Linked DNA regions of Homo sapiens: region 2 is linked to region 1. Evidence: read pairs that join two places in POLR2A ChIA-PET (ENCODE). Cell type or tissue: MCF 10A. All regions are shown on one strand. Links, peaks and the distances in the headings refer to the core of each region. The heading gives the core; the rest is flanking DNA. Region 1 overlaps MIR29B2CHG (MIR29B2 and MIR29C host gene). Region 2 overlaps CD34 (CD34 molecule).

Region 1 (4,386 bases), core at 66-4,065:
TCAAAAGTTGCGGTGTTTAATTCTCACAACAGTCGTATGGGGCAGGTATTATTCCAATTTTTGCGAAGAAATTCATCCTTAATGAGGCTAAATAACTTGTCTGCAGTCACACAACCAATCAATGCAGATCCCAGGTCTAACTCCAAAGACTGTGTTTCTGCCCTTGTATCCACTGCAGCCTGCTCCATAACTTGACTATCATCTCATTTTGTTCTTGAACTTCATTAAGAACAAAACAGGGTGGGTGGGGCAGGAAATTCCTAGGCGATACTTCTGCACTGAATGGGATCATACTGACTACATAACACGTTATACTTAGGGGGAGACAGGAGCATCATCTGGGTTCTGCGAAAGCCGGGTGGTCTGGGGCAGCTTGCTTTGTTCTCCTGCTCCTCTAGCGCCTTTGCCGTCTTTCCCCAGCATGTGGCTGTGGGAAAGACACTGAAGATGAACCTGCAACAAGCGATTCTGACACCAGCGCTAGGCTCTACAGCCCACGGGGGACTTGCTAGCCTCAGTCACAGGTGGGAGAGCTGGGGCAGATCTGCACACAAGGGCTCTCAGTGATGACACCTGTAGCCAACACCTGGGGCTTGTTAACCAGGTAACAGCCAGGGTTGTAAGGTCAGGAGTGAGTGTTTAAGGACAGTTACTACTGGGAGTCCAAATCCTGTCAAATGAGGGGATTTGATGAGATTCTCACTTTTCTGCTTTTCATTTTAGCCACTCTTCCTTATCAACTTTTAGTTACCAGTACCCCCTCCCTATGAGCTATCACACAGGTGTCCCGCAGTGATCAGAAAGCACCTTCCTCCATGGCGAGGTCCTGCCTGCCTAAGCTGTTGTCTCTTCTGGAATACTCTCCTTCACCCTCCCTTGGCTACCACCCCTCAGCCCCGCCCCCACCCACCACCACTCCAGGGAACCTGTCATCCTCCCCGCAGCTCAGGAAAGCCTCCCTGAGTCCAGCCCTTGCTAGAAGGTTAAGTGGTCCTCGCCAGCCTCAAGTTCTTTCCTTCAAAAACCACTTATCTCACTTGGTCATCAGTGTGATTATTTAATGTCTCTCCTGCTACCCGTAAGGGACCATTCGGAGTACAGCAGAGGGGCTGTGCATAGCAGGACGCCACTGCCACTGAGGGAGTTAACAGAAGCCACAGTCTGGGTCCCCACTCCTGGATTCTAAAATTTAACTCTTTACTCTCTGGAAGAAGAGATAAGAAGCCATTAACAATGCATCACTTTAATTAAACACTCTAAAAGAAGTGGAGAAAAAAATCATGTTAGTATTGAAATCCTTTGCCTTTCCAATTCCACTGGATAAAAGGGGTCCTTCAGGTCTCAGCCCTCCCAACAGAACCAGTTTTCTCCTCTCAGAATCAGCTGAGCAATGACTCTTCGCTGAAACAAGCTGGTGGCTGTTCCCTACTAGGAAGCAGCCAGTTAGTTTGGTAAGGGCTGGAAGGGGCTTGCTTTCCCTGGCACCATGCCTGAAGGCCACCTAGACCTGTAAGAAGGCAGCCCATGAAAATCCCAGCCTGCTGAGAGCTCTGCCATCCAAGGAGGGTGATGGGTTTTACCCACCTCAGCCTAATGACTCCAAACAAACTGGCTGAAGGTGAAAGGGTTGGCAGGGCTGTCTGGGGAGGAAAACCACCCATCCAGAAGGGTGGGCATGTCAGTCTTACGAGTGCTGCCACGCATGGGAAAGGTGTGGGAGCTATACTCTAGCCTGGTCCACTTCTGTCCCCACATTCTACCTGGAGGCTTCTCGACCTCACACCAGGGCATTAATCTGCTTGGGCACACAGTGAATCAGAACACAATGGTTTTAATACCTGCTTGGCCCCAACTCTGAGAACAGGGACCTGCCACTTGCCCTGAATGGGCCTCAGTGTCTTCATGTGTAAAGAGAGGAGGCTGAGGTAGGCTGCTCACAGCACATTCAAATGCTCGGAGGGCTTGGGCAGGAAACCTGAGACAGAGAAGCAGCAACAGCATGCAGCAGAAATACAGTGAACTGGAGAGGCCATATTTTGTCTAAATGCATGCAAAATCAGATACATTAAAATAACCCTAGCCAGGTGTGGTGGCACCTGTAGTCCCAGCTACTCAGGAGGCTGAGGCATGAGAACTGCTCGAGCCCGGGAGGCAGAGGTTGCAGCAAGCTGATATCGTGCCACTGCACTCCAGCCTGGGCTACAGAGTGAAACCCTGTCTCAAACAAAAACAAAAACCCGTGCAGGCCAAACACACCTGAGGGTTAAATACCATCTATAGGCTGTTGGTTAAAAATAGTTTGGAGACTGCAAAGACAGCTTCTACTTCATTCTATAAATGATGCTTTGTCTTTAAAGCCTAGCATGGTACCTAAAAAATAACATGGGAGGAAAATGGGAAGGTGAGGGAATCCTTCTTTCTGAAATCCATAGGCAAACCCACTGAACAAACAGACACTGGTCCCCAGTTACCTAACCCTGCTTGCTTGTGCTGCGCTACCACAGTGTGTGCAAATCCAGAACGTGGGAAGGTTCTGCCAAGGCAGTGCTGGGTGCTGAGTCACAGCTACTTACGTGACTGATGTGTGTTCCAGCCAGATGGGGGGAGCCGGAAGCCAAGCCCAGATGGCCATCTTCTTTCCTCTGGGAATGCTGATTTCAGGGCTCCTGGCAGCAAGGAAGAGCTCATCTTGGTGAGAGAGGGGCCTGGGGAAGGCTCTTTTGTAAAAGGGGAATGTCTTGCCCTCAAGAGACAGTCCCAGGCCATTGCATGTATAAACTGAAAGGGCAGTCCAGCTTCCTGTCATTCTAGGCAGCAGCCTGGGCATTCTGTCTTTAGCTGTCAGGGTGGGGGCTGTGAATCAGAGGGAAGGGTGATAAAAGGAATGGTATACACATGAGGGGCCAAGGGTGGAGCAGAGGGAGCATGGAGTTACCGGCTGGCCCAAAGTCCCCAGAAACCTCCATCAGGCTCTTCCTTTCTGGCAGGGTGGCCTTCAAAGGAGGACTCAGAACCCAGGGACCACTGCATTTCCCAGGCCCTGAGCCCCAGTGTGGGAATCACATCCTCCAAACCCACAGTGCCCCTCAAATTCCTATTCAGGTAAGAAGGCAAAAAGTAACAGCCTTCCAAGCCTACGTGGACCCAGCATCGGTTTTTCTGGTTTCCCCTGCGTCAGAGGTATGGAGGTCTATGTTCCTAGGCAGCTGCACTCCTAAAAGTTCAGTTTTCCATCCCTCCCTTAACACTACTGACATAAACCCCAGACTCAGTCCAGGCACGGGGGCCCTGGGTCGGGACTGCTGGCTGGATGGGAGGATGCACCAAGGTTACCCTGCCCCTGGGATGAGCTGGGGGGACAGCAGGAGACAGTGGAGGGCAAAGGGAAGGAGGAGGAGTGGAATGAAGACTGGAGCTCGCGTGTCTCCATGTTCCCCCAGTAGAAGGGCTCAGCTCTGGCACAGAAGGATGGGCATGTCCCTGAACTGCTTTCAAGAAAGCTAGTGCTTTCTGCAAGAGGAAAAATGAGCATACCAATGGTCTATTACACAAACACAATGCCCACCACAGAGTTCATGGGTCCAAACCAATGCAGATCCAAAGGCAAACCACCAATGCTGCTCCCTGGTCATTCCTAAATCATCTGCTTGACTCAGTGAAGATGGAGTCAAAAGTGAAACCACAGTCTCAGGTGAAACCTAACTCTGGAGGTAGGGAGGGAGACGCCCCAAAGCCCAGCTCCCCCACCTCCCCCAGGCAGAGCTGGTGACCACTTCCTTCAGCCACTGGGAAGTAACTAACAGATGCAGTATCCTACCAGGCACCACACTCACAAGACGGCATGGCTGCTCTCGCTGGGAGAAGCACGTTCCTGTTCCCAAGAGCTCCTCCAGAGACATGCCCCAGCCTCTTGCAGCACAGCCTCTGCTCCTCCCTGGAGGGAGAGCACAGCATCTCAAAGGAGAGAGCATTTCAACAAGTCAAACACTCTCCCCAGAGCAGAGCACAGCCCAAGGGGGGCACCAGGAAGCCCAGGGTGCTTCCTGAACTAATCTCTGAGTGGCAGTTCTCCCCAGTACCTGGGCACACACCTGGTCCACACACATGGACTGGGCACACCCTGTGGCGTGATGTAGTTCCACTTCCCTAATAGAATGGAGGGAGGCTGGGCCAGACAGAGGGTAGATTTGAATCCAAAGCCAACTGCAAGCCCACTTTCTCTCCTTCCTCTTTGGCTGGCCCAGCTGGTAGCTGCACCTATGGTGCTATTCCAGCCTCATTCTGCTATCAGGACCTCTGTCTGCCAGACTCAAGAACAGTGAGTAGCAGGAGGAGGAAGGAGGAGAAAGGAGGGAGGAGAGAGGAGGAAGGAGGGTAAGAGGGAGG
Region 2 (4,386 bases), core at 240-4,239, 79 kb after region 1:
CAATTGCAGCATGCTTGAAACAAAAGAACAGAAACACTCAGCAAAGAAATAGAAGGTATAAAGAAGAATCACATGCTTTGCTTGAGCCTTAAAAGAATCACTCACATTTCTGGAACAATCACCCTCACTTTGCTCCTGGGACAAGGCTTCTTCCTCTCTCGGGAACACCCATATCTCTCCTTTTCTCCTCTTTAACTCCTGCTTGACCAAAGGATCAGTCCAGACGTCACTTCTCCTGGGAAGCCTTCCATGGTCTTCCACGGCTTCCATGCCCCTCCCACTCAGAGCTTCCTATACCATAGCACTTACACTCAATGCATATTGTTCTGTCATCTGTCCCTCCCACATCCACCCAATGTAAAGACTTGACAGAAGGGACTATGTCTTATCCCAGGTGCCTGGCATAGTACCTGGCTTATAATAAGCACTCAAATATTTTTTGAATAAATGAATAAATTAATGAATAAATGGAAACTCTTCTGTGGCTCCTCTTCTATTGGATAAAATTAAACTCTGTGGTTTAGCTTTAAACACCCTACACAAACTGTGACACCCGGATCTTTCTGGTACTCGGCTTCCCTTAACACATTCTACTTCTCTGTCATACCAGAAAACACATTGTCCTTTGACAGTACCTTATCTTTCCCCATCACTACATATTGTATGTACTCTTCTATCAGTCTCAAATGTCCTTACTCATTACTATCATCAAAATCGTATTCATTTTTACAGGACCCACTCAGAAACCACCTGTTCATGACCCAGTCTCAGATCTTCTCAGCTGGAAAGGGTCCTGCCCACATCTAGATACAAAGCACTTCATTTAGTCTTTCCTCGTGTTATTTCTCACTTTCTGTTGTGCATTTTTTTTCTTGCTTCTTTGTTTAAATGTGTGTTGTATTATCCCCAAGATTTAAACATTTGGGGTTCAAATAAACTCACATCCTATTCATCTTTGCCTCTGCCACTGTGCACGTAACACAGTCCCTTGTTATTCTCTGAGTTTCAGTTTCTTTTTCTGAGATAATAGAACCTACTTCACAGGGTTTCTGTGAATGTTAAGTAAAATATGCTATTTAAATATTGGCACCATATCTCAATTTTCATACAGTAAGCACTCAAAAACTGTTAGCTACTATCATTGTAAATATGATTATTATTTGAAGAAATAAATAGACTGAGCAAGTCCTGTTACCTCTACTTTGAAACCACTTTTTGAATTCTGCTTGATCTCATCACTGCCAATATGATCACCTGCTCCCAGCCATGATCGTTCTTCTTGCTACGGTCTCCTTCTACTTTCTTATCCCTCAACCTCTATTCTCTACTCAGCAGCCAGCATGATCCTTTTAAAACATAAAGCAGATGATATGACTTCTCTGCTCAAAACCCTCCAGTGGCTTCCCAATCTACAACTAAAAAGGCCCCATGTAGTCTGACCTCCTGCCTCTCCCCACCCCCACTCACTGACACAACCTCATGGCCATCTTGCCCCCTGCCATCTGAGGCTTTCTGCACTTGGCAGCTTTTCATCATAGGGCTTTGCACTTGTCCTTTCCCCTGTGTGGGATAATCTCTCCCAGCTTGGCATACAACCTGCTTCTCCACTTCATTCAAGTGAAGCTGTGCTCTCCACTGTTATTTTTCTAAAAGTAACCACCATATGTAAAATACCAACCATTATTCTCAATATATTTTATGTTTTTCATAGCTCTCAATCCTGAAAACACATGTATATACTTACTGAGATGACATTGTTTACTGTCCTCTTCTGCTAGAATTATAAGCTTCATGAGTGTTTGCTGTATCCCCAGTCTCAAGAACAGTGTCTGGCACATAACAGATGTTCTGGCACATTTCGCGCAGTGTCTGGCACATCATAAGACTTGATGAATGATTGAATGGTGGCTGGAAGCCTCTTCGATGGGGGCTTTAGGAAGAGAAGCAGCATCCTGTTGCACAAAATCGATGACCTATTACTGGTTTTGTGTGAAGAGGAAGTGTGGGATTAATCTACCTAGAAGGGATGAGATGGAAGTGATCTATTTATCTGGACTTAGATGGTATTCCCATTTATCCATTCAGATGAAAATCTGGCTGAAGATAATTCCAGATATGCTCTCCATAGTCAACAGTGTAATACCCTACAGCTAATTTTCCTGGGCTCACTGTGGGCGCCGAAGAAGCCGAACCTCATGGCCTCCTGTGATCTTTGTCCTGGGGCTCCTCCAGGACCTGCTTGGCTGGCCAGGCCTAGGATAGCTTATGTTGATGAAATGCTCCAGAAGTGAAGTCCCAAACCTATCTTCACACTGCCACACTGGCTTCATGACATCCAACTGGAGTAACACGGAGGACTCGGCAGAAGAGTAGGATGATATGATGGAAGGGAAAACTACAGATTCAGGACTTTGGAATTCTGGGTGATTGGGCAAGCCACCTCCCTTCTCTGAGCCTTAGTTTGTCTTTAACTATACCATAAGGGAGTTTAATTAAATGTATCTTTAAAGTTCTCTTCAACAGTGACGTTCTATAGTTATATGAGCTTTGTGTACAAGAGAAATTGGACTAGAGGGTGGGGCAGCCAGGGAGAGAAGCCCAACATGGAGGCGATTGAGCTGAGGCTGAGCAGTAGGACCTCAATAAGGCCAGCAGGTGGCGCCATTGCTGTACCAGGACGCTCAGGCCCACGGTGGGAAAGTTGGATTTTTCCAGAAAGCAGGCAAATTCTTCAGGGCAAGCTGTCCAGCTGTCAGAGGGAACCAGCTGCCCCACCCCACCCCGCAATACACACACAGCCCTTCCTCCCAAAGCATACATACACATTCCAGCAAACTCAGGGTGAGATGCATTGCAGGTTGCTAGGCCTGAAGCTGGAGGTGCATCCAAGTTGCCTTTTCCTCTCCTCCCATATTTCCTAGGAATCTGAACCCTGAACCCACCCCTCCTACTTGATGTCCTAGCTGGGACAGACCCTCACTGGATTACTCTCAAGGCAAGATGTGCAACTAGATGCAAGTGGGCTGGACTTCCCTACTGATTACCATCGTCTTTTGCTCATCATCCTTTGCTCCAACCCTCAAGGCAGCCATCGCCTTTGAGGGAAGACTCTGAACCTCATCATTTCGCCTCCCCTCTGTCCTAGGGAAGAACCTATGATTAGAGGAGTTGGAGAAAAGCAAGAAGGAGATGGGGGTGGAGGAGTGCTGAAGGGAAAGGTCTGGCTTTATGGAGATAAGAATGGAAGAATCAACCTTTGTTTGGCCCCAACTGCCTCTGCCACTGTCGACACACTTGGGAGTGTTTCCTGGAGCTCCTCAGCACTCCCTCCCCAACTTCCTATGGCCTGGTAGGGGTGGGGTGGGGGTTGTTTTGGAAGCTGGGGGGAGGTACATGCTTACAGATTTTTTTTTTAATTAGGCTGCTGTCTTAATCTTGAGGGTGGAAACCAGCCCCCTCCCTGAGTTGGCTGCCAGGTCTCTAGAACAACAGTCCCCACATAGTCCTTCACTGTGTCTACTCTGACCTGGGGGGCTGGGGAGGGGGGTGGCCTGATAATAAAGGGTGCACAGGACATTGCCCCTTCCCTTTGTTTTGCATATTTTGCAGCAGTGATCAGCATGCTCCTCTTCTCAGAAGGGTGTTCATGAAGGGTACAGCTCCTAAGAACCCAACATACCACCCTCCATTTGGAAGCTCCCTGGTACATTCGGGTCTGCCTTTCTACCACTGGAAATGGATGTTTCCTCTCCCCATGGAGGAGAATAGTTGGCAGACTTGGCTAAAGGTCCTTAGCATCCTGGCTGGTGCCTGTGTCTGCTGAGGTGCTCCCTCTTCCCTGGCTGGTCCTCCCCACCACATCACTGCACAGTCTAGCTAGGTCTAATGGAGGGTGTCACTCTTGCATGCAGACACACCCAGCTAAGACAGAGTCACATAACAGATGTGTTTCAGTATCACTTTAATTGCAGTATTTAAACACATCACTTTGTATTCAGAAAAAATATCTACCCAATACTCTCTTCTCTGGAAATTTCTATTTCCAACCGTCATTGAAACCAGGATCCCTGCTCAACCCCTCTGGAAAGAAATCAACAGCAAACAAGGACCTGGGTCACCCACAGAAGAGGCAGCTGGTGATAAGGGTTAGGAGCTGATCTGGGCTATGACCATATGGGGGTGCAGAGCAAGGAAGGGGCTCAGGGTGAGGGAGGCAGAGACAGAAAAGCATCTGTTGGGGGACTGAGGCAACAGCTCAACCCAGGAGTCGGCAGGAGGGAGGAGGAAGCCATGGAGATCAGAGGATAAGGCTAGGATCCAGCCTCAGAGGAAGAGGATTTTTCGGAAGAGTACAGGTGAGAGGCTCAGCTCCAAGACCTGGTCCCA

What was found. ChIA-PET counts read pairs that join two places held together with the same protein. Peaks named below come from ENCODE experiments on the same cell type or tissue, not always from the same donor. Only the 100,000 strongest peaks of a DNase experiment are listed, where the experiment ranks them.
Region 2: POLR2A ChIA-PET joins it to region 1 with 5 read pairs; 5 of 35 experiments call an interaction of 5 or more read pairs at or near these places.

Annotation. Positions count from the first base shown.
Region 1 is chr1:207,803,432-207,807,817 of GRCh38, forward strand. MIR29B2CHG (MIR29B2 and MIR29C host gene) reads right to left here. Exons shown (of 6, transcript NR_135299.1): 5 at 2,574-2,666. Among named protein-coding and RNA genes, the nearest start is that of MIR29B2, 3.1 kb to the left of the region's middle. RefSeq lists an enhancer at 2,236-3,435. In MCF 10A, for the core only: no CTCF peak of the experiment used is centred there; a DNase peak (open chromatin) is centred at 2,550.
Region 2 is chr1:207,882,594-207,886,979 of GRCh38, forward strand. CD34 (CD34 molecule) reads right to left here. Exons shown (of 8, transcript NM_001025109.2): 8 at 1-4,386. Among named protein-coding and RNA genes, the nearest start is that of CD34, 26 kb to the right of the region's middle. In MCF 10A, for the core only: a CTCF peak has its summit at 2,663 (motif pointing right); a DNase peak (open chromatin) is centred at 2,658.